5 separate regions of the Mus musculus genome follow, and all the other regions are linked to region 1. A link is a loop called in an ENCODE intact Hi-C map of the cell type or tissue named here. Cell type or tissue: gastrocnemius. All regions are shown on one strand.

Region 1 (5,000 bases):
GTGCGCCACCATCACCCAGCGGCTATGAGTTTTGAAAAAGCTGATTCTGGGGCTAGAGAGATGGCTCAGGGGTTAAGGGCCCTGGCTCTTCTTCCAGAGGTCCCAAGTTCAATTTCCAGCAACCACATGGTAGCTAGCTTACAACCATCTGTAATAGAATCCTATGCCCTCCTCTGGTGTGTCCAAGGAGAGCCACAATGTACTTAAGTACATAGAATAAATAAATCTTAAAAAAAAAGCTGATTCTGTAATTATACATTTACTGGAAGTAATCACTAATATAGGAATTCCTGTACAATATCCCTACATATATATCCAGAAAGATGAAGCAATTCTTTGCAAATTATAATATAATGTTACAGGTATACCAAACAATCATATAGGACAGGCAATTATAGAAAGATCTAATTGTATTTTAAAAGAAATGCTTATAAAACAAAAAGAAAGAATAAAGACCCTCTAGGATAGACTAAATAGTACTCTGTTTAAATTTCCTAATGTTAATGAGAAAGGAACAACAGCAGCTGAGAGACACAGGGTTATTTTTAAAAAATTGTGGAATTAACTCAGTCTATATACTATAAGGATGTATTAACATCAGAACGGAATCCAAGAATATCTTGCATTGGGGACATGGATTTGTTTATCTTTCTATAGGAAACAAAAAGCTGTGATAACATCAAACAAAGCTAAGAGTTGATCGGGAGATCTTCTGAGAAGATAACCTGACCAGTCACTGCCTTTGCCTTCGAGCCAAAAAATCCTGGTCAAGAGATCTTCGATCCTTAACCACTGAAAGGTCTATGAGCAGGACTTTGGTCTACAGCAATACAGAGGCCATCTACAATGCAGAGCAACAATAGGCCTATGTGAAGAATTTTAAGACAGACTGCTGAATACCACATCCTGCATGCCCAAGTCAGAACTATAAGTAAGCCAAAGGTTCACAGAACTGAGGGAAGAGAGATTAAGAGACTTTGACAAGGAACTCCAGAAAATAAGATGCTAGAAGATAAGACAGTCCAGGATTATAAATGGTTCAAGAAATACTCAAGTTAGCCAGACGTGGTGGCGCACGCCTTTAATCCCAGCACTCGGGAAGCGGGGACAGGCGGATTTCTAAGTTCGAGGCCAACCTGGTCTACTGAGTGAGTTCCAGGACAGTCAGGGCTATACAGAGAAACCCTGTCTCGAAAAACAAAACAAAACAAAACAAAACAAAAACAGAAAGAAAGAAAAGAAATGGATATAAAAAGGCAACAGAAGGGCTAGAGCATGACTGTTCTTCCAGGGGTCCTGAGCTCAATTCCCAGCAACCACATAGTGTCTCACAACCATCTGTAATGGGATCTGATGCTCTCTCCTGGTGTGTCTGACGACAGCGATAATATACTCACATACATAAATTTAAAAACTTAAATTAAAAAAAAAGAAAGAAAGAAAGAAGAGAAGAGAAGAGAAGAGAAGAGAAGAGAAGAGAAGAGAAGAGAAGAGCAGAGCAGAGCAGAGCCAAGTCAGCAGAGACAGAGCGCGGTAGAGCATTAGAGGAGGATTGGACTAGGGTCAGAGAAGAGTAGGGCAGAGTAAGTACAGTTCAGGTGGCAGAAGAGTAAAGTCAAAAACAGTGAAAGGTGATAATTGAGAAGGTGACAGTTGAGCCAGGAGAAGCTGAGCTGAGTCAGAAAAGATATTGTTAGAAGACAAGAGAAAAACCCACACAAAGAGAGAAAAAAGAAAATAGCTATAATTGAGGACAGCCAGGGCTACACAGAGAAGCCCTGCCTCAAAAAAAAGCAAAACAAAAAACAAAAAGGAAAGGGTTAAGGAGCCGAGTGGCAGCTGTGCTGTGAGCCAGGAGAAAGCTTCAGGCCAAGCAGAAAGACTGAGCACAGGCTCAGCGCAGCCAGACTCTTGCCAACATCACCCTCTTGTGGCAAATTTGGCAGACTGCACTATTTCATTAAGGCCAAGTCACATGCAGTCTGTCCACTAGTCTGTCCAGACTGACTGACATCCTCTAACCTATCCTCTGTACTCTGCACATGACCTGAAAACGCTGGACCAAGGCTCATCCTTGAGGAGCGCTATCCTAGACTAATTTCCTTATATTTTTTATGTAGACCAGGCTAGGTTGGATCCACCTGCCTTCCAAATGCTGGGATAAAAGGCATGTACCACCACCTAACTTTTTATTCTACAAAAATGCTAGCCTCAAAGAACTTAGTCTTAATTTCTATCTTACAAATGGGACACAGAATAAAGTCTTAAGCGAACTGCCCACAAACTTGCTAACTGCTTGTGGAAGCCAACAATGAGTAAGGTACTCACTAGCATAAGACAGCCACAGAATCTGTTACTGCTATTTGAAAGGCATGCAAGGGCGAGGCACAGAGTACTGATAATAAACTCCTAGGCATTGGGCAGTTTAGGAGTAATCAGGGAAGAGCAATACATCTGGAAACAATTTCAAACGCAGTAGACAACAAGCAAGCCACTGCACCCACTCATGAAATGCATCCCTCAGGCCGGACATGATGGCGCACGCCTTTAATCCCAGCACTCGGGAGGCAGAGGCAGGCGGATTTCTGAGTTCGAAGCCAGCCTGGTCTACAGAGTGAGTTCCAGGACAGCCAGGGCCACACAGAGAAACCCTGTCTCGAAAAACAAACAAACAAACAAACAAAAAAGAAAAAAAAGAAATGCATTCCTCGCTTTAACAGAAAAGGATTCTTAGGGGGCGCTGGTGCCATCATGTTTATTTAAAAAAAATTGTACATAGGGAAAAAAGCAACTTTCCTTTTCATCAACTAATCTCATTTTATGTTTTGAGATGAGGTTTCTTGTAGCCCAGGTTATCCTTGAAAAGCCTATGTAACCACCTTAATTTCTTTATCAAGCTAGGATCTCATAGGTGTGGATGACAATGCATGGTTTACCGCTCACTTTTTAGTTAAAGACAGGGTGGTCATTTAAGAATTAAAGGAAATAAAGTCAACTACTGTTCTATTACACGCATAGCTCATTCAGCTGCCCCCTCTATATCTAGATATGAGGACAATGCTTTAAACTTCCCTTGATTGGCCCGAGCCTACAATCAAACAAGTGAGAACCTAACCAAGCCTGCTCCAAAAACAAAACACAAACTCAAGGTGTATACCTCGACTTTGAGCACCCAAAAAAAAAGTAAAATCAAACACAAATGATGAGGGTTAATAAATCGGCCTTGAGGAACATGCTTACAATCCCAACACAGAGAAAGCTGAACCAGGAGAGCCAAAGCTCCAGAACAGCATAGGCTACACCTTAAGACCCAAAGTAACAATAAGTCTTTAGAGCTCTTCTTCCATAATGCCTAAAAACTATTCCAAGTAACTTACTTGTGGTTAGAGATGACCCACTGTCTAAATTCACTTATTGCTATAGCACAGAATCCAAATTCAGTTCTCAGAACCCATGTAGGGCAGCTTACAACTGCTTCTAATAACTCCAGGCACCTTATGGTCTCCAAACATAGCATAACTCATACAAATACATAAACATAAATGAAAATAAGATAAAATAAATCCTTTTCATTTCTCTTCTTTGTTTTGTTGTTGTTATTTAATATAGGGTTTCTGGGCAGTCCTGGAACTAGCTCTGTAAATCATGTTGGCCTTGAATGTAGAGATCCACCTGCTTCTGCCACCTGAGTGCTGGGATTAAATCAATGCACCAACACTGATTGGCTATAAATCTTTTTCTTAAAACATACTGGTTCTTGGGACTGAGTGATGACTAAGTGTTTAAGAACACCTGGTGCTTTTGCAAAAGATCTAGGTTCGGTTCAAAGTTCCCACATAGGAGCTTAGAACCATCCTTACTATACAGCAGTTCGGGGGATCTAGCACCCTCTTCGGGCCTCTACAGGCACCAGGCATGCACACAGCACACATATACTGGCAGGCAAAACACTCAATATACATTTAAAAAGAACTGTGTTGGCGGGGCTACAGAAATGGCTCAGAGGTTAAGAGCACTTGTTGCTCTTGCAGAGAACTCAGTTTCAGTAATCAGCACCTGTATAAAGTGTCCCATAAATAGTCACAAACCCAGTTCCAGTAGACTCAACAGGTATGCATGTAGCATACCCATACACCCACACAGACAAAACCTTCACACACATAATACAATCTTTTTTAAATATTTAGATATATTGATTCTTACTTTTACATTATTTTATTATTACTATCATTATTTTGCATGCATGGATGTTTATGCATCACATGCAGAGGCCATAAAGGGGCACTGGAAATTGTACTGGCTGGCTTTGTGTGTCAACTTGACACAAGTTGGAGTTATCACAGAGAAAGGAGCTTCAGTTGAGGAAATGCCTTACAGCTGGATCTCATGGAGGCATTTCTTCAACTGAAGCTCCTTTCTCTGTGATAACTCCAGCCTGTGTCAAGTTGACACACAAGACCAGTAAATTTGTACCAGCATAGTGGTGTATTCCTGTGACAACCTGATAATGTTTTGGGGAGGACTGTGGAAGGACTTTGGGCTAGAAGAGCCATTGAAGCGGATATTCTGTAGGAGCTTGGAAGATAATGTTGAGAACAGTGCAAATGATGGAGGCCAGCCTTGTAAAATTTCAGAGGAAAGACTCTTATCAGGGTCGTGATGTTTTGATTGTGAAGATTCTGTGGTTTTGGTTAGCTGGGGCTGAAGAATCGGCTGTGATTAACAAGATACCAGAACTACTAAAGCAAATCTTTGTGTTACTGGGACTATTGATGCTGGTTAGCTGGAACTAAGAAATTAGTGTTAATTAAGAAGAGACCAGCATCACAGAGGTGAAATCTTCTGGGAAGTGTTTTTTGAGAGCTGTTTTCCAGAGATAGCCAAGGATGTACTTCATGCTGCAGCTGGACTTGGTAATGTATAAGAGTCACCCAGGTGGTACTGGTTATGAGACATGAAGGGGTCATGAAGAGCAGCTGAGGCCCAGCACTGTGAGAAGT
Region 2 (5,000 bases), 90 kb after region 1:
CCAGGGTCCTGTTTTTTCATCTGGGAGATGTGGTGGTATATGCTTGCAATCCCAGTACTTAGAAAATGAAGACAGGAGGATTGCCCACCATTGGTTCCAGGCTAGACTGGGATACATAATAAGACCCTGACTCAGAAAACTAAACAAAAATAGGGCTGGAAATACAGGACAGTTGGCAGAGTATTAGCTTAGAATGCAGGAAACCCTGGGTTTCATGCCTGGAACCAAACTAGTCAGGTGTGGTCGTGCATGCCTGCAATCCCTGAGCTCAGGAGGGAGAGACAGGACCAGAAATTCAAAGGTAAGTTGGAGGAGGCCAGTAGACTCTGTGATACCATCTCAAGGCAAGACTAAAAAGGAGGCGGCATTGGCATTGTGTTGTTCAGTATAATATATTTAAAAATAGCAAATAAAAATAGGTGGTTCTTATTCCTGTCTCAGCAGGTTTCTATGACTAGGTGGTGGGTGGCAGAGGGTGGAGGGAGGAAAGCCCAGTGGAAAACCAGCTTTGTAAAGCAGAATACAGACCGGGCTGGAGGCCGGGCGGTCACTGCATGCCTCAGCCTGGGCTGGCCAGGTATGCTGAATCACAGCCTCTCCTCAGAGCCTGTTTGTTCATTTGCAAATGGAAAGACTCCATGAAGAATCACTGAAATATTTCTGGTAGTTATCTTGATTTTTGTTTGTTGTTTTGAAGATATGTCAAAGATAAAAATTGAATCAGACACTGATTCTACCCTGGCTGCTGGACTCAGATCAACTGAGATTTTTGAGTACTTAGTAGAGCTGCTCTAAGTACATCATTTAATTCTCTAGCCAGCCCATTATTTATCTGCATATTAGGGATCATAAGACTTAAGTTTCCATCCATCCATGCTCTCATCTGCTCAGTTGCTCACCAAATCCTGGGGCCATGAGATATCCAGTATCCTGTATTTTGGGCTGTCTACCACCTGTCAGCACATCTGGACCTTCTGAGCCGACCAGATGTCTAGGCAGGTCACAAGGCTCCCCATGCCAGACACCACACCCTATTTCAGCCCAGCCTGACCAGCTTCCCTACCACGGTAGGCATGTAGCTTGGCAACTGTCAAGGCTTGCCATTCCTCTTCCTGCACACCCAGTTGTTTGGGCATTGACAAATGCCAGGCAGGTGACGTGCCTTGGTTTCCACCAGCATTGCCCTTTTTACCCTCTGGGCCAGGATAGGTATGGGGCAAATAGCAGGGGAGAAGCAGGGTGTGTCCCAAGATCCAGAGGGCAGAGCACGGACTTCAGCTGAATGATGGCATAAACCTACCTAGAACTGGGACTCAGGACAACAAAATGCCGGGGCACGGCCAGCTGGGTCTGGAAATAGACGTGACATTCAGGGGACATGAGTAGCCAGGAGGCAGACTTTGCCCAGATAATTTGTCTCCCATGTCAAACTTGGATCAAGTGTCCAACCTCTTTCTGGATTCAGAACTCTCCTATGATGACCTAGCAAGAAGGAGAAGAAAGGAAAGCAGGGTCTTCCAGCCAGAAGTTAGAAAACTAAGTCTCATGGGAATTCATGGCTGGAGTTGTCCAGAGGCAATCATTCTAAATTAAAAAAAAAAAAAAAAAAAAAAAAAAAAAAAAAAGCCCAAGCTGAACGTGATGATATACACCTTTCATCCCTGCACTCTGGAGGCAGAGGCAGATGGACCTTTGTTTGAGGCCAGCCTGATCTACATAGAGAATTGAGGCTAGCTAGGACCACATAAAAAGACCATCTCAAAACACACACACACACACACACACACACACACACACACACACACACACACACACACACACACACACACACACACACACACACACGGTGAGAGCATCTTCCCACCCTAATTTTTGGACCTGTCCTCCAGACTCTGCAGTTCTATGTTGGGTGAAGGAAATGTTCTTTGTGCAAGTATTTTAGCAGTAAAAAGAAGATTAAAAAAAAGATTCAAAACCTTTCTCCATTGTACTCTTTGAGTCAGGGTCTCTCAATTGACCCAGGCTGCAGAAGTCCTCAGGCTCGATCTGAGTCACTCTGACACAGAGCTCTGTCCCAGTGACTAGCTGCAATGCCATCCTTTGGTGATTCCCTAAACATTTCCTTTTCATACTGTACTGGTCAGGCAAGAAACAAGCTCACTAGCTGAGTTCTTTGGAAGACGAGTTGAAAGCAAGAGAAAGTTGGGAAAGAGCCGAGGACTTGGAACCGGAGAGCAAAGGCCTACTCCCACTTCCACCATTTGTTAATGAGTAACAAGAGGAACTCAGGAACTAATGGAGCATGGGTGTTCCCATTCATAAAACGTGGGCAGTCGGCATCAGCACCAAACCTACAAACAGTGGCTATGCAAAAGGCCTGGGAAACAAACCAAACCTCAAGTAAGCTGTTTAATGTGGGTGTCTCCAACTTATCTGGACTAGTGATTCTCTTTTTAAGAATTTATTTACTTCTAACAAAAAGAAAAGCCGGGCGTGGTGGTGCACGCCTTTAATCCCAGCACTTGGGAGGCAGAGGCAGGCGGATTTCTGAGTTCGAGGCCAGCCTGGTCTACAGAGTGAGTTCTAGGACAGCCAGGGATACACAGAGAAACCCTGTCTTGGAAAAAAAAAAAGAAAAAGAAAAAGCTTTAAAGAAGGAGAGCAGCATCTATATATTTCAAATTCTTGCCCCAAATTCCAAATTCTGTCAGTTTCAGCCTCCCAGGTAGTTTGTGGAGTTAGACATCAAAAAGGCTGAAGTGGGACTGGATAGCTCTGTGGTTAGGAGTACGCTGGCTGCTCTTACAGAGAACCTAGATTCAATTCCCAACAGTTGCACCTCTGCCACCACTGTCTGACTCCAGCTCCAGGGAATCTGACATCTTCACACAGACTAGAAATAATAAGTGATCTAACAAGAGCAAACTGAAGTGGATCCCTTCACTGTGTCATTCGAATACACCATAAGGGGCTGGGGTCTAACAACTAAGTTAACCTGAGCTACAAGGAAGGAAGGCCCAGGCGTCACCTCTCAGCTGCCTTCCTGGGAGGAGTTGCAAGCCCTCTGTGAGGGAACTAAACTGGGTACACCACCACCATCTTGTGGCCACAGTGTAGCTATGGCAGCAGTCAAAGTGCTGACTGAAATCTGAGAAGACAAAGGGGAGTCCTCGCAGAGGCTGACTGGAGAGCTGGGCTGGCTTCCCAGGGTCACCGGAGGGACTGTTTGTGCTGTTCTGGGAGCCCTAGTTCAGCCAGGGGCTCTGCACCTCTAGGAGTCTCTGTTTGCCCAAGGTCTTAAGGTTTTCTCACAGGATCCCAGTTCACCAGTCCTGGCCCGTCTGCTGTCAGTTTCTGCCTCAGTTATTCACCTTGTCTGGCTCTTCGGGTTTGCTTGGGATGAGTTAATGTTTAGAGCCTGGCTATTTCCCTACAGCAGGCACCCCAGCCATCTAGGCTACCTGGCTAGTCCACTGTTCACACCCACCCTGGCTATCTATAGCCCTCCCTCACTTTCCCCCCAATATTTCCTTTGAAATACCAAGCAAAACAGTTGTCAGGATAAAGACCACCTTTAGTTTCTCTCCTCCTGTTTCCCAGGGACTGGCATGTGTAACTGATGCTGGACAGCCCTCTACCACCGAGGTCCACCCCAGGCCTTGGAATCTCTTTGAGATCAGGGCGGTCCTGAATCTGATATCCTCCCACCTTGGCCCAAGTACTAAGAAATTTACATTTAAAAAACTTACTTGGTATGAACACACACACCACAGACTATATGTGGGAGCCAGAGGATAATTCATGAGTTGTTTCTCTATCATGTGGGGGATGGCCTTGAATGCCAATCCTCAGGCCTTTAGCAACCCAAGGACTAGGCTGTAAGACCACATGGAGTACTGAGAAAACTATTTTAATAGGTCCCATCATGCGACTCTGACTGACCTAGAAGGCCATTTCATCCTGTCAACCGCCTGTTTTTGGGGGATTGTTTCGGCTATTCCTAAAGGCAAACTGAATTTTTTTTATTAATATCCTCTTGAAGAAATATGGCTGGCTTAATTTAGCTATGTGACCCTGGGACCCTAAAGGCAAATGAGACTCCCAGTTGAGTATATTAGGAACTAGGCAGAGAACAAGGGTTCAAGATCACTTTTATTTGCAGAGCCTGCAACTGTTGGTTAACAATGCTAGCTATGCTGGTACAATCTGCAAGCCATTCTCCTGGAAAGCATTCAGCTAACAGAATCTCTACAAACCAGACCAGGGACCAACTGGGACATACTTCAACACGCCAGGGAAGGGGCTGCTCATTCCCTTGCTCTCCACATATTTTCAAACAAGATTTGTTTAATAGCCAAATGCAACTCAAACCCATAACAAAGCAACTAGCCATCTTCAATATCACTGATTCCCTCCCCGCCCCCAGAATAGAAAGCAGAGGGAAGAGGGGAGACTCTTCCTAAGAAAAACCTGGCTAGACCCCAATGGAGCAAAGATAGCAGAGAGGCTGGTGTCCAAGGATATCAACAGGCAGGCACCAAAACAGGCTGTGCAGAATCAAAGCAGCCTGGCCCCTCAGACGAGAGGTGTTTCCGAGAGCCTCACTTCCATGGGATTAGATTAGGGGGTAACTGATGTGATTCACCACTCTCTGACCCTCAAATTAAAACATGATAAACTCTGAACCTTTGACTTCAAAATTTACTACGCCCTCCTGAGAAATTCCACAGTTGTCTGTAGGCCAGGATACATAACAGCCTGGGCTTCCCGCCCCCCTGCTCACCCTTGGGTGCCCACCCAACACTGATTGGATATTCCGACTCATAAAATGACTTTTTTTTTTTTAAAAGGACATTCAGTGGGCATGCTCCTCCCTCACTCTGTGGACTCCACTCTTTCATGCCCCCCCTCTTCCACCTTGGGGCACACTACAGCATTCCAGTACTGGCCTGATGGAAGCTGCCTAAAGTGCCTTCCTGTGACTCCTACACCAGCCACTG
Region 3 (5,000 bases), 60 kb before region 1:
CCTGAACTCTTCTTGCTCTGCTATGGAGACTCAGTCCCCTTTGCTTCATCTCCATAGCACATGGCTCATACTTATGTCCACTATTTGCAAAGCAGCAGGCAATGTTAATTTGTGTGCAAACTTATACAAATGACACCACTGCTAAACAGTTTAAAGAGTAACATTTTGAATTTGCCCACAGGTGAGATGATCTTCCTTCTTTGGATATGTCACAGGGAAAACCAGGAAAGTCCCATTTACTTTCATAATTACAACGGTGAAATTTGTAAGTTTATCTTTATCATGTTTCTTGAATCGCCTAATGCTCTGTCAGCCAGAGAATAAAAGTTATGGTGAGAGAATGTGAAGAACTCCTTAAGCAGGGTAGCTCCATAATGGAGTGCTTGTGTAGGTTATGTGAAGCCAGGCTGCTAGCTTCAACATGGCAGGGGAAAAAAATATTAGTATCCTTTGGAAGAAGACATATAAATATGAAACTTTATTTCAGTGTTGAGAGTACTTACATGTGATGCTATGTGATTAACCCCACCTCACATCTAGTCACCCACCAGTCAATGCAGGATAACCAACATTTGCAAATATATATATATATATATATATATATATATATATATATATATATATACTTTTTTTTTTTTTTTGGTTTTTCAAGACAGGTTTTCTCTGTAGCCCTGGCTGTCCTGGAACTCACTCTGTAGACCAGGCTGGCCTCAAACTCAGAAATCCGCCTGCCTCTGCCTCCCGAGTACTGGGATCAAAAGTATGAGTCACCACGCCCAGCATTTGCAAATATATTAAGATGGCCTCTTTCAACTAAGGTGATGGCAAGTATCAGCCAAGTAGGATTATTTGAGAGGGTTAATTGAGAATTAAAAAGACAGTGCCAGAAAAAAAATTTAATAAATGGTAGTTGTAAATTCCACTAATATGCTTAGAAAAAAAAAAAAACAAAAAACAAAAAACAAAATCCAAAAGGTCAAGCTGAGCAGAGAGCACAAGTCTCTGGTGCTTGGGAGGTGGAGACAGGAAGGCTCAAGCCAACCTGGGCAGCAAGAAGGCACTGTGGAGGAAACCAAAACACTAGGCAGTGGAAAGGCACTGCAAAGGGCAGGCAGCCCATTATGAAATGGGTGCTTCTCAAGTTGTGAAATAGTAGCAACTCCTCTCCTAAGATTACAAATGATTTGTTTTTTTATACTCTGAGCATATTTTATTTATGTACAAGGGCTTTGAAGCTGTTAAGATTTCTGGGTTTATAAATTACTTCCAAGTTTCACACCAAGACATTTTCTTACCATAAACTGACATTCCCAGCTGCTGGCAAACAGTTGATGAGCTCCAGCAAACTGAAATGAAAGAAATGAAGCCAGATAGAAAGGAGAATAGGTTTTAAACAGGCAAAGAGCCTGTCTCCAACTATGGGTGTTATCACTAAGCTCTACCTGATTTCCAGGGAAATAGCTAACAAGAAGTATATTCTATAACCCACATGAAATACCCTTCCAAACTTTCATTTACAAAAAAAGGGAGATGGCATAAGACGACTTTTTTTTTGGGGGGGGGGGGGACGTGTTGAGATCAGGCTTCACTCATGTACCTCCATAAATTTTTTCCTCATCCTTCCTGCCTAGAATAATATGCATCATATGTAAGGAAACCTGCTAACATTTTCCCCAACTTGAAAGTGGCATGAAAATGTCAAAAGAGAACAGGATACTGAAAAAATATTTTACCTCCTCATTTCCAAAGAGGCTAAGGTTAACTGAAGGTAATTCATTCTTAATTTAAAAAATATATAAAACTATACACTAGATACTAAGAAGAATACAGCAGTAAATCAAACATAACCTTAGTGTAGAAAATATCAGAGAGTGCCGTGAACTGGACTCAGTCAGCCTCTCAACCTGCGGGGAACCAGGATCTCGGTACTCAGGTGGGCAAGGAGTTGGCAAAAAGTGACCAACAGACACTGACACACAGAGAGTGCTGTATCTGAATGTAATTTCTCAAAGCAAGCATCAGACTTATACTACAGAAGAAAAATGAAGAAACTAGGTGACACATCAGCCAAGGTACATTGAAGTTATTTTATGCATAATAACACAAAACAGAGAAATGCATACGTAAAGACTGGCAGGATCTAGGCAGTGTTTACAACTGAGATAAGATCAGCCCTATCTAAAGTCAGCTATTCACGGGAGCCAGGTGAAAGGGCTAATATGTCCAGGTGCAATTCTAGTCTATTGTTAAACCCACCTCTAAGGGTCTCTTAGTAAATACCTAATTATGCTATTCCTCTGGGCCTAGTGAAAAACATGAACCAGGGAAGTTCCAGTCTACTGACCGGTCTACTAACCCTTTCATGAATAAAGAATACTCCAGTTCCTCCTTAAACCACAACCCACCTTCTTTCTACTATTATGTAATATAGTCTACCACTCATGTCTGTAATGAGAATTCTAAGTTTACTATTTTGAACTAGCCCTGAGATTTCTAGCTCCTATCCAGTAAAATACTGCAAGAAAGCATGCAAGACCCTCAACACTATTGCAGGGACAAATCTGGTTATAGGGCACCAGAGATTCTCCAGGAGACAAGTTTCCGTGAAACTGTTTGCCTCAGGACTGTGGCCAAGCTTTTGGACTTCCCACGCAGACTTCACTGGAGTGGGTGTGGCAAGAGAGACTCAAAGGCTTAGAATTTAGTCCTAAACTAAACTAAAAATATGCTGGGCATGGTTGCACACTCCTTTATTTGCAGAATGCCAGAATGCAAGGGAAGCAGTCAGATCTCTGCGAGTTTCAAGTAAGCCAGGGCTATACAGAGACTCAAAACAAGCAAGCAAAATCAACAAAAAATATAAACTAATTGCTATCTATCTTTTTATTCGGAAATATCTAGAGACTGTATGAAATTCTCCTTTACACACACAAAAAAAAAACCCACCCAACAACAACAAAACCAGATTAACACTTCTGATTAAAAAAGACTTGGGTGCTGGAGAGATGGCTCAGGGAACAGGAACTGACTGCTCTGTCAGAGGGTCCTGAGTTCAATCCCCAGCAACCACATGGTGGCTCACAACCATCTGAAATGGGATCTGATGCCCTCTTCTGGTGTGTCCAAGAACAGCTACAGTGTACTCATGCATAAAACAAATAAATCTTTAAAAAGACAGGTTCAGAATTTACTTCTTCTGTAACCATGTATAATCTTCAGAGCCTCCTGTAAAAGAGTATCTTTATATATATGTTGGGCGGGGGGAGGATGAGACAGACACACATCTTCTTCTATCTATGGGTAACCAGATAGATAATAATCATTCCTCAATATATGGTAAGCATCAATTTTATTCATTGTGTTTGTGTGCATGTGTATGCTGCAGCATTTATATGGAGAATAAGACAGCCAGCAGAAGTCCATTCTCTCCTATAAGTCCATTGTCATGCAACAATGAAAATCAAATTCAGGTCATCTGCCTCAGCAGCAAGCACCTTTACCTACTGAACTAACATAACACCGGCACTATAAGATTGAAATCCATGTGCAACACCATTTGACTACAAGACAAACAGAGACAGTAATCCTCAATAACTTTTTTTTTTTTTTTGATTTTTCGAGACAGGGTTTCTCTGTGTAGCCCTGGCTGTCCTGGAGCTCACTCTGTAGACCAGGCTGGCCTCAAACTAAGAAATCCACCTGCCTCTGCCTCCCGAGTGCTGGGATCAAAGGCATGCGCCACCACGCCCGGCTCCAATCCTCAATAACTGACTCAAAGTTAAGAGTAAAGATAAAATTTACTAAGGCCAAATCTACCAGTCATATACAGAACATCAGAGTATATATGGAGTGGAAGAAAGTCCTTGTAATCCCAGAGTTATAGAGACAGAGGCTGTCTACTCACTGAGAGTTTCAGGCCTCCCAGTGTTGGAAGCAGAAGTCCTTATATGCAAAGAACACCAGGGAAACCAGGATTGTTAAACACGCAGGACGACCCTTTCAAAGGGAGGGACATATAACTTGCTTTTCCATCCAGAAAGCTGAGAATTGGAGGTGATGCCTGGTGATCTGCATTACCTGTTAGACTAGGTTTGATTAAGTTTTCACAACCAGAACCAGAGGTGGCTAGTAATCTAAATGATCACTAAATTACCCATATAGTCAGGGGCTGCCCCAAGCTCCCACAACCATGACCCTGATAGTGTTCTGTGTAGCCGGAGACGCCCCCAAACTCCCACAATCAAGACCACACAGTCTAATATAAGAGACCAAATGACCTCCATGCTATCTGTATATCTAAAACAGGCCAAATCCTTCCTCATGTTCTTAAGCTAAAATACAGGTAGCCTATCTCTAAAACCCATGTTCGTGGAAGGAATGATATACACCTTGAGTTGAGTTTTTACGTAATTATGCTTCCTTGTGCTCCAGGAATTACATTACACCAGGAAAATTTATTTTTTTTCAAATTGTACTGTGTTTAAATATGCTCACAAAAAATTACCTGGCAAAGTTTGACCCAGTCTGACAAAGTCAAACTGAACTAAGTGTTCATTCTCACCTCTTCTCAGTTCATTTCCCTGCCTCACATCTACAGAGACATACCCTACCCTCATCCCAGGATTGCTGTACTAAGACCTACCTAAAATATGAATATAACTACATACTTATAGACTGATTATGTTTTTAAAAGAAAGGGCTGTATCGTCACCATGTCATGTTTCATACAGTAACAGGAAATGCATTTCATTATTATTAAGCATAACTTCTTTGGAAGGACATGTATAATACTGTTAAGATTGGTTTTGTCTAAAAAGAGAAAAATTTAAATTGTTTAATGGAAGGAAAAACACCATGCCTATTCCTTTGTACCTTGTCAGTGTGTTAACTGTATTAAAAAGTAATAACTTTGGGGGAGCTAGAGTAATGACCACACTCATAAATGTAAAATAATAAAACTAAAAATATTTAATATTTTTCATGATTTTTTTTGGGGGGGG
Region 4 (5,000 bases), 87 kb before region 1:
GCAAGTGCTGTATTCACTGTCCACTGCGTTAAGCTTGCTACTTTCACCAGAATGTTACTATACTATGGTAGCACTATGGACATACTGACATAAGCTACAGAGGAAACATCACTTCCATTCAATCTCTGTCCACATGCTGTTTGCTCTCAACCTTCCAACCTGAAAACAGTTTTCTAATTGCCTCTCAAGATGGCCCCCTAAAAACTACATTCACCCTTAGCGTGGCCTCTGAAATCTGAGTCGGCAGCACTGAGAGATCCCAGCAGACTGCACAGCACAGACTATGTATGCACTACATAGAACAATGAATAATTACTTATTTTTTTGAGACAGGTTCACAAACGTAGGATTCTGCTGTATCCACCTGCTGAGCACTAGAATCACAGCATTTGTCACATACCTGGTTTATGCTGGGGATTGAACATATAGCCTCATGAATGCCAGGCAAGTTCTTTATGATACATACTCCAAAACTTTCCACAGGGTTTCTCTGTATAGCCCTGGCTGTCCTGGAACTTACTTTGTAGACTAGGCTGGCCTCGAACTTGCACAAACAGAAATAACCCAATTCCTTTAGAATTTCTGTTCTACCCAAGCCAAGAAGCTACAGAGAAAAAGCCACAAGGATCAGTGTCTACCCTGGTATATCGGTGGCTGTCACTGTCTTTTAAAATCTTACTCATTGCAGCCAGCCTTACTTGAAGCTGTTAATATGTGGCCAACCACCTACTGACTGGGTACACTACCTCCGTGCCATGAAGAACCATGGTGAGTCTGGCAGTGGCGGTACACAGCTCTTGGGAGGCAGACTAGGTATCTCTGAATTCGAGGTCAACCTGACCTACAGAGTGAATTTCAGGACACCCAGAATTAAACAGAGAAAGCCTATCTTAAAATGAAACAAAACAAAACAAAAAAAAGATCCATAGTGACTTTTAACCAGAAAGGATGTACAAGGGTTGACTGGAGGAACATTCTTGGCTGGGTTCCTCAAAGTAAAATGTCAGAGGGTGTTTGCAGACCCCAGGCAGAATAGCCAAAGCATTTGGAGCAGGGGTGCAGATTGAAAAGAAGGGAAAACATAGCCCCTCAGCTGAGGACAGCAAGGAGGAGCCAAGCACAAGGAAGAAAATGGGAGACCATTTGTGGGTGGCCCAGGAATGCGTCCATTGTACAGCTCTGCCTGGGCACCATCAGGAACGAGAGGGAAACAGCCACTGAATGCACTGTTTTCCTAGACCAGAGTCTCCTTGTGAGCTCTGATCCCCAGGCACCTCCAATATATGCAAAGAGCTAACCCAGAACAGCAGCGTGACAACAGGAGGATGTTTAGATGGAACAGAGAAAAGGGACTAAAAGGAGGAGACAGAGAAAGGGGAGCAGAAGGAGAAGCAAACACAAAGGAAGCAACAGAAGCAGGAGTGGGTGGGAGCAATGCTGGTTAATACAATCCTACAATGACAAGGCCCCAAGCACAGCCTCAGAGGATATGGGCACCCGTCTCAGGACTGGGATTCGCCCAGGGGCTGCCCAGGCACAGTCAAGCCTGTGCTTTCCCAGAACTGGGGGCTTCCAGGCCTCAAAGCAGGTCTCTGACTAAGTTAGGAAAGCACAAAGCCTCTCACACAGGGATAAGATGAAACACCTGACTATCACGAGCTGTTTTCCCTGGAAAATAACTATAGGCATCACTCCCTTCAGCTGGCAGATTGCTTACTGGTCAGGGACCAACTCAGGCCACTATGATCCGTTCACATTAGGGAAGGGATTCTGTGTCATCTTCCCGCATCCTCCCACCCTCCACCCCTCCACCATGGGTTTCCCACAGGGACTATGCCTCATATGACAACTGGCCAGAGCTTATACTTACATTGCCACCTCCAGGGACATGCTTAATATTGTCCTTGGAACCACACTTGGATTGAATATGGCTGTAGCTCACTTTTTTGGATACTATCTGGACCTGGAGTGTTAGAGAATAGAAAGAGAAGGGGGGAAAAAACACAAACGGAGAGGGCTAGTTAGAACCGACACCGAGCACCACATGTGATCACAATGGTCAACAAGAGTCACTCCAACTTCTGTCCCCACTTATTACAACAGGGGTTAAAAACACAGGGAAAGGCATGTGAAAGCAAGAAAGGGAACAACACAAGACAGAAGCAGGCTGGACAGAGCTATGTGGCTGCCTCATTGCTCTGGGGGCTGCGCTGTAGTTTCTAAGACTCATACAGCAACAGGCCCCCACTGTCCACCCAAATATGGCCCTACCTTCTTGATGAGCCCCTTTTCTCTGAAAGCTGGACTCTAGCTTTTCTCAGCAAGGATACTGATGCTCTGAACCAGTTCCCAGTTGGGGCCTGGGACAGTTGCAACCTGACTCATTCCCAGAAACAAAGGCTGCTCTAAGAATTGTTGGGCAGCTGGTTAACAGCACAGATCTGATAACAACAGGAAGGAAGACACATTGTTCATCTAAAAAGGCAAATGGTCCCATGATCCTGAACCTGACACCAGGGGGCGCACAGGCAACAGACTCAGCAGCACTCACCCATCTGTTTCAGAAACTCTGATGGAGGAGGCCAGGCTTCATTTTTGTGTTTGAAGTAGGGTCTCACAATGTAGATAAGGCTCACCTGGGACCTGCTGTATACTCCACACAGGCCTCAAATTCCTGATCCTTCTGTCTCACTGTTAGCTCTACTAGGATTACAGCAAGCATATCTGGTTTTACGCCTCTCTGAATCCTTTAGATATATAATAATGTGTTGGTGAACAAAGAGACCAACCAAAATGGTGAGACAGTGATGTACAATTCAGAAGAGCACAACCTGGCTGTACTGCAACACCCTAGCCCTGGAAAGAGTAACATAGCTTATAGCTTTCAAGAAGAAAGGTCCTTCCTTCCCTCCTTTTCCTCAGAACGAGAGGCTCTTTGCAAAGGAAATGTGCTGGGCTACCAAGAGAACCTGGAACTCACGCTGAGGAACCCGAGTACCTTACCATGCTCCTTTAAGTTCTTGACTTTTTCATGACATTAACAGTGGATTGATTTTAGCCAGACAGGCGCATCTGTCTCCATACCTAGCAGCAACTTTACGGTCAGGAGACAAGGCCCTGACTTCTGAAGAAGAACCTGGGTATGATGTATTGTATGCATACTAGATGAGTTTGAAATGTTAAGGAAGTGTCTAACAGTTTCACGTTCCCTTCATCTGACTGACTACAGTGGGGTAAGAGCTCACAACTTGGTTGGCTTTCACTGGTTGATATAAAAACTGTCTGACAGCTGAGTCATTAACTAGAGGAAGGAACACAGGAAAAAGTAGGAACTAGTTAAGAACAGGAACAAAGTGGAATAGAAGGGAAAATGACTCAGGCTAGGAGAATGATGTTCCCACTTCACCTCAGAGAGGGAAACCTAAATAAAACTCACTTTCCCAGCAGGCGGTTTCTGTGCACTCGCAATGGAGCCGGCTGCTTTAGTGACTGCATTAGGTTCAGGCTTCCCAGCTGTGGTAGCTGCCTCTGTTTTTTTCTCTACTTTGGCCTGGATGGAGATAAACGGGGTTGAGGGGGAGGGGCAAGTTTCAAACCAAGATGAGAGCCTAGATGCCAAGGAAGGAAGAAGGCAGAAAAAGAAAAAAAAAAGCAAGGCCAGGATACCAGGCAGAAAGAAGCAGTCACCCTTGCCCCTAGGACGACACACTCCTAGTCTAGATCCGCAGCGATCCCTGAGCAAGGGGCACAGAAAGAAGAACCACAGGCCAGGTCTGAAAGAAGAGCTCATGCGTTTATGAAGAAATCGTTCAAAGGCTAAGATCGAATCAGTGCTTCTCTGTGAGCACGTGTGAGCCTGTCTGTCATTCTAAATCACAATGCCCTCATGCCTCCACTGCGCTGCTGTCCCTGTCCCGCACATGGCTCCAGCCCCTGGTGACGGAAGCATGACATCATCAGGTACACGGCAATACACAATAACCCACAACTAGCCCAAGGTATTTAGAGCGTTGAGTGTTTGTAGCATGGAAGACCAAGAAGAGTGAAAAGGGGGATGAGGTCATCTGGAGCCCAGCCCAGACACCGGGCCGGCTGGGCCACAGCCAGGACTGCTCTGAGGTCCTTGTCCCAGAAGGATCCCAGCCTGTCATTAACATCTTCCAAATGAACCATGATTCTGCTGCATTTCTGTGCCTATATTCAATTTCTTTAAAATATTTTTAAAAATGTTATCTATATGAATGTTTTGCATACATATAACTGCACTAGGCTCCTGTAAACACAATTTACATACAAAGGGTTGTAAGCTATAGATGTGGATTCTGGGAACTATGCCTGGGTTCTTAACTTCTGTCATCTCTCCAGACCCCCTATTCAATTTTAACAATTTTGGATTAATACAATTTAAGTATCCTACTCTGGATGCTGACAGAACAGTTCAAGTTGACAACAGTTAAGGGTGAACTAGAATACCACCATTTTTTCTACATCCTGGGTTCCCAAGGCTGTTAACATTTGACACATAAAACTGAAACCCATGCAACTAGAATATGCTTATTAAAGTTAGTGTGTGTGTCCAAGTATGCACATCCACACTTGTGTACAGCATGTATGGAGGTCAGAAGATAATCGTAGGAGCCAGCTTTCTCCTTCCACTACAGGGTTTCTGTGGATTAAGTTCATGCTGTTAGGGTTGGTAGTAAGTGCTTTTCTCCCCTTAGTTAATGTGTTGGTCCCAGAATGTTCTTTGTTGTTGCCATCTTCACCCACTCACTCTGCATAGTCATGAAACTCACCATGCAGACCAAGATGGCCTCAAATTCAGAGATCCCCCTGCCTCTGTCTCCCTCTGCTGAAATTAAAAGTTGTGCCACCACACCCAGCCTCAGAACTTTCTTAATGTTAAGCACTGTAGTTTAGAAAAGTCAGGGTACGTGGTTCATTTCACAGCACAGTGTTCACCAGAGGAAACCCTAGTTCTCATTTGGACAGATTCCTCT
Region 5 (5,000 bases), 80 kb after region 1:
ACACACAAAATAAAAACAAAAATGTAAAACAAACAAACAAACAAACGCAAATACATAAAGGTGGGACAAGCAGGCTGTGGGAAACTTAGAGGACCTTGCAAACCACCTGGGCAGGCTGATGAAGGTGACGCTGCCTGAAGCAGTCAGGATTTGGGCAGCCCTGGGTTAAACAGGAGATCCCAGCTGATGGGTTCATTCTCCCAAGCAGCTTTGTGAGGGAGAAAACCTGCCCCCTGAGCACCAGGGCAAACCCAGGGCACGACCTAGGGCTCTGCTACTTGGAAGGGCCACTCTAGCAGAACTGGCGTCTGCAGGCCAGGCAGACATTAGGTCATCCGTGCATCTGAAAACCACAGTCCCGCCCTCCTGGGTCCCCAGAGGCCTTCCTTATCCCTGGTCAGGATCCCTGAGTCCTGAGCTCTGTGTGTCCCCAATCAGGCTCCCAAGGAAAGAGTTGAAACCTCTTGGGCTTCTGTCCAAGCGCTACTTCTAATTTCCCCACTCCCTCATCCCTTGGGAGTAAACAACACAACCTTAAACAAAGGGCTCTGCCTGAGCCTTGAGGAAAACACTGAGCCACGGGGAGCGAGCGTGTTGCACATGTTTATTCTTTATGCCCACACTTTGTTCCCAGATAAAACCTGCAGGAGCTATATGTCTCCTGTCCCCTCCCTGCAACTCCGCCCAGTACTGAGGATACAGCTTGCATGGGGGTAGTAGAGCATGCATGCTTCAAAAAATGCAGAGAATCCATCTTGGCCCCTTTGTAACCTCTTAGTTTTTGGCTTTATTGTCACTATGCAGCCCTAGGCTGGCCACAAACATCTAGGCTTTATCTTAGTGTCTTAAATGCTAGGGTTACAGGCATGAGTCAGCACAGTAGGTAGCATTTGTTGTTGTTTTGAAAGACTATTTCTTTGCTTGAGACAAGGTCTCATATCGTTCAGACTGTTCTTGAAGTTGCTATGTAGGCTAGGTTGGGTTTGAACTCCTAACTCTTGTGCATGTATGTCCTACTTCCTTAAGAGCTAGATTTATGGACTGGAGAGATGGCTCAGTGGTTAAGAGCACTGACTGCTCTTCAGAGGTCCTTCTTTCAGAGAGAGTGACAGATCCTCTGGAACTAGAGCTGGTGATGGTTGTTAGCCACCAACCATGTGGATGCTGGGAACTCAATGCAGATCCGCTGCAAAAGCAGAAAGTTATCTTAACCAAAGAGCCATCTCTCCAGCCGGCCCAAGGGTTTATTTCTAATCAACTCCTAAGTGCTGGTCCAGGCTCTGCACTTAGAGACCACTGTATTGGGTCTGTTAGTTAGTTAGTTAGTTAGTTAGTTAGTTAGTTAGTTTTTTTAGACAGGGTTTTTTTGTGTCACTCTGGCTGTCCTGGAACTTTACTATAATCCAGGCTGGCCTTTATTCAGATATCTGCTTGCTTCTGTTTCTCAAGTGCTAGGATTAAAGGTGCGTGCCACTACTGCCTGGCTTGACCACTGTGTTAGGAATGTCCTGAGCCTTCCCTGTGGATAGGAAGTGGAAAGGATGTTTGATGTGCTGTCCTTCCAACATGGGTGTTCAACAGGGCCCTGTGATGTATGGGTTATATGGAAGAACTTCACATATTCTTATTTATTTTCTATATATTGGTATTTTGCCTGTATTTTTGTCTTTGTAACCACATGTGCCCTCAAAGGCCAGAATTGGGTGTTGAATTTCCTGAAACCGGAGTTCTAGAACACCCAAGGCTACACCGAGAAACCCTTTGAAAAACAAACAAACAAACAAAAAACAAACAACCCAAAAAACCCACAATGGTTTTGTATCTAGCCTCCTCCAGTCATCATGATGCGTTTGAGGTTCTCTGTATTGTAGCATGTATAGGAAAGCATTTCTCTTTACTACTACATGGTACTCCACATATGGGGCCATCATGACTGCTTTATCCACCCACCAGAGACATTTGTGTTTCCAGTTTTTGTTCTTTTATCAATAAAACTTCGATGGTTGAACTGGTTGTGATGGCGTCAACCTACAATCCCAAGCATTAGGGACATAGAAGCAGGAAGATCAGGAGTTCAAGGACCTCTTCAGCTAGATAATGAGTTCAAGAACAGCCTGGACCACATGGATCTCTGTCTCAAAAAACAAACAAAGGACTGTACGGGCCCTATTCTGACCTCAGTTTCTCTAAAGCAAACTCCACAGAGATAGATAGAAAGCTGGGTAGTGCTGGCATTTGGGAGATGGTAGCAGGAGGATCAGGAGTTCAAGGCCGTCCTCAGCTATATATATATAGCAAGAGAAGAGGGAAGAGAGACGGGAGCCCCTGCTTTTTTCCGTCTGTAACTGATCTGCCAACCGCCCAGCTCCTCACTCACTCCTTTGTCATTGCTGAAGTGGTAGGCTGGGATTTAAAGCTGTGATTAGAGATTTGTTTTGGCCTCTCAGTTAGATGAAATTTCTCAAAGTGTCCAGGATGAGAGTGGCAACAGGATTGACGCATATGAGCTCCTCAGCCCTCTGAACATCCCTAGGCCGGCAACGTTTCTCTGTCCCAGAAATAGCATCCTGCCTATGAGCATGGCCAGCAACAAACCCAGGACCCAAAATGTAGCTTCCACTGCCCTCTGATTCACTGCTGGGTTTTTGCTTCCCTGGCTAGGATGACAGGAAGTAAAACACCTGGCCTCTGCTGCTTGTGTTGAGGGTACATCCTGGGGCTGTGGAGGAGAGTGTTTTGGTTCATTCACTAGATTTTTGTGCGTGTTGGGGGAGGCATTTTAGACAGGCTCTATGTGGCCCTAGCTATCCTGACATTTGATATGTAGAACAGGCTGGCCTCAAACTCCCAGAGCTCCAATTGCCTCTGCCTTAGGCATGCTAGGATTAAAGGCATATGTCATGATGGCCAGCTGTTCTTTCTCCTGTATTTGATTATTGGATATACATACATACATACATACATACATACATATCCAATAATCTGGCATTTGGAAGAATTTTTTTTTCAAACTTGTGATCCTCCTGCCTCAGCTCCCTAACTGCTGGGATTACAGGTGTGCACTTCCACACTCATTCCTATTTTACTTTAGAGATCTTCTTTAAGGTATTGTGGAAGGACATAGGATAGGACCACTTAAGTCGATTCCGTATACAAATACATTCCTTTGTGAGGGCTCAAAGAAACCAGTGAAACGACTGTCCTTTGCTCCAAGCCCCTCACACTGCCCCATTAGCTACATGCTATACTCTGAATTAAAGCTGGTGTGTATGGACTTCTGCTAGGTCTGGCGAGTTATGTAGCATCTTGAATCTCAGTCTCTCACTCACAGAACAAGCCATCATCTCTTGGTACTATAAAGACTAAGGAAAAACACAGCTCGGTAGTTGACAATATGCCCAAAAGTGACAGAAAATTTTCGTGTTTGCTTTATTTTGTTCTCTGAAACAGGATTTGACCACATAGGTCTGGCTGTCCTGGAACGTATTACATAGACCTAGCCTTGAACTCAGAGATCTTCCTGCCTCTGGTTCCCCGGTGCTGAGATTAATGGTGTGGACCACTATGTTCAGCATTTTTGGGGAGGGGGTGGGACGCTGTTCTCGATACAGGGTTTTCCTGTGCAGCCTTGGCTGTCCATGTTCTGTAGATCAGAGTGACTTGAAACTCTGGCCTCTGCTTCTTGAGTTCTTAGAATTAAAGGCACACTGGCTGATTAAGTAATTATTTGTGTCACTGTGTGTCAAACATTGGGCTTCACATCTGATGAGCACATGACCTGTCACTGAAGTATTTCCCCAACCTACTTATTATTTCTTCAGAATCTCAAGGTGGTACGTTATTATTTTTTAAATTATGTGTGTTATTTTTATTATTATTATTAAATTACGTACATTATTTTTTAATTGTGTCTGTGTGTGCTTGTCTGTGTGAATGCAGGTGCCTATGAAGGTCAGAGGCTTTGAATCCCTGGGAGCTGGAGTTCAAGGTAATTGTGAACCACTTGATACGGATTGGGAACTAAATTCAGATCCTCTGCAAGAACAGCAAGTGCTTTTAGCCACTGAACAGTCTCTTCGGCCCTGTTCTTACTCCACCTACCTGTCCCCAAATTCCATTTATTCTACTGTCTTCGGATGGAGGACACACCAAGAGCAAACTGGTAAGAATGGATGCTGCTGAGATTTATTTACTTGTTCAGGTTTATTTTGGAGACAAGAGTTTCTCTGTGCATCCCTGGCTGTCCTGGAACTCACTCTGTAGACCAGGCTGGCCTCGAACTCAGAAATCCGCCTGCCTCTGCCTCCCAAGGGCAGGGATTAAAGGTGTGTGCCACCGCTACCACTCAGCTTCATTTTTGTTTTTTAGTAAATCTTTTTTAAAAAGATTTATTTATTATTAAAAATAAATACACTGTAGCTGTCTTCAGACGCACCAGAAGAGGGAATCAGATCTCATTACGGGTGGTTATGAGCCACCATGTGGTTGCTGGGATTTGAACTCAGGACCTTCGGAAGAGCAGTCAGTGCTCTTACCCACTGAGCCATCTCGCCAGCCCCTCATTTTTGTTTTTAATCATGTCCACTGATGGGGTTTATTTTGTTGTTATTATTGTTGTTTGTAATTTTGGTTTTGAGATAGGGCCCCATCTAGCCCAGGCTAACTTCCCTTTAAATTTGCTATGTAGAAAAGGGCTAGCCTAGAATTCCTGGTCCTTCTACTTCTCAACCACTAGGATTATGAGTGTCCTGTGTGCCCTGTACCATTTTGCCCAGCTTCAGACATTCTTTGCCCATCCATTTGTTCCTTTGCCCACAACAGAAACTTTCAAGTGCTAACTGTCTGGCAGAATCTGGGAAATGCACCAGGAGAAAACCGAAGTGAAGATGTGTGTAGTGTGTGGTTTTCTGGAAGCTTTCACAAGCCTGGCCTTGCTGGTCTCCCCACATCCTTCAAGGCAGGAAAAAGAAACAGGGTCCTCGGATGTGGTGATTCACCCA

Evidence for each region. Hi-C counts contacts between places; a loop is a spot of excess contacts. Peaks named below come from ENCODE experiments on the same cell type or tissue, not always from the same donor. Only the 100,000 strongest peaks of a DNase experiment are listed, where the experiment ranks them.
Region 2: a loop joins it to region 1, with 3 times the contacts of the local background. A loop is called at or near these places in 18 of 42 quality-filtered maps.
Region 3: it touches region 1 in a loop (4-fold over the local background); 6 of 42 quality-filtered maps call a loop at or near these places.
Region 4: it touches region 1 in a loop (6-fold over the local background); 27 of 42 quality-filtered maps call a loop at or near these places.
Region 5: a loop joins it to region 1, with 2.0 times the contacts of the local background. A loop is called at or near these places in 18 of 42 quality-filtered maps.

Annotation. Positions count from the first base shown.
Region 1 is chr9:109,982,562-109,987,561 of GRCm38, reverse strand. The region is part of intron 2 of Map4 (microtubule-associated protein 4); the gene reads right to left. Among named protein-coding and RNA genes, the nearest start is that of Map4, 53 kb to the right of the region's middle. In gastrocnemius, a CTCF peak has its summit at 1,936 (motif pointing left); a DNase peak (open chromatin) is centred at 1,913; H3K4me3 peaks cover 632 bases; H3K27ac peaks cover 2,368 bases.
Region 2 is chr9:109,893,030-109,898,029 of GRCm38, reverse strand. Cdc25a (cell division cycle 25A) reads right to left here. Exons shown (of 15, transcript NM_007658.3): 15 at 4,140-5,000. Among named protein-coding and RNA genes, the nearest start is that of Mir7089, 5.9 kb to the right of the region's middle. In gastrocnemius, a CTCF peak has its summit at 3,095 (motif pointing left); a DNase peak (open chromatin) is centred at 3,093; H3K4me3 peaks cover 573 bases; H3K27ac peaks cover 4,249 bases.
Region 3 is chr9:110,042,270-110,047,269 of GRCm38, reverse strand. The region is part of intron 8 of Map4 (microtubule-associated protein 4); the gene reads right to left. Among named protein-coding and RNA genes, the nearest start is that of Dhx30, 73 kb to the left of the region's middle. In gastrocnemius, a CTCF peak has its summit at 3,104 (motif pointing left); no DNase peak of the experiment used is centred here; H3K27ac peaks cover 373 bases.
Region 4 is chr9:110,069,576-110,074,575 of GRCm38, reverse strand. Map4 (microtubule-associated protein 4) reads right to left here. Exons shown (of 19, transcript NM_001205330.1): 14 at 3,437-3,550; 15 at 1,871-1,963. Among named protein-coding and RNA genes, the nearest start is that of Dhx30, 46 kb to the left of the region's middle. In gastrocnemius, a CTCF peak has its summit at 2,508 (motif pointing right); DNase peaks (open chromatin) are centred at 2,517 and 4,076; H3K27ac peaks cover 3,327 bases.
Region 5 is chr9:109,902,913-109,907,912 of GRCm38, reverse strand. No RefSeq gene overlaps it. Among named protein-coding and RNA genes, the nearest start is that of Mir7089, 16 kb to the right of the region's middle. In gastrocnemius, no CTCF peak of the experiment used is centred here; no DNase peak of the experiment used is centred here; H3K27ac peaks cover 2,085 bases.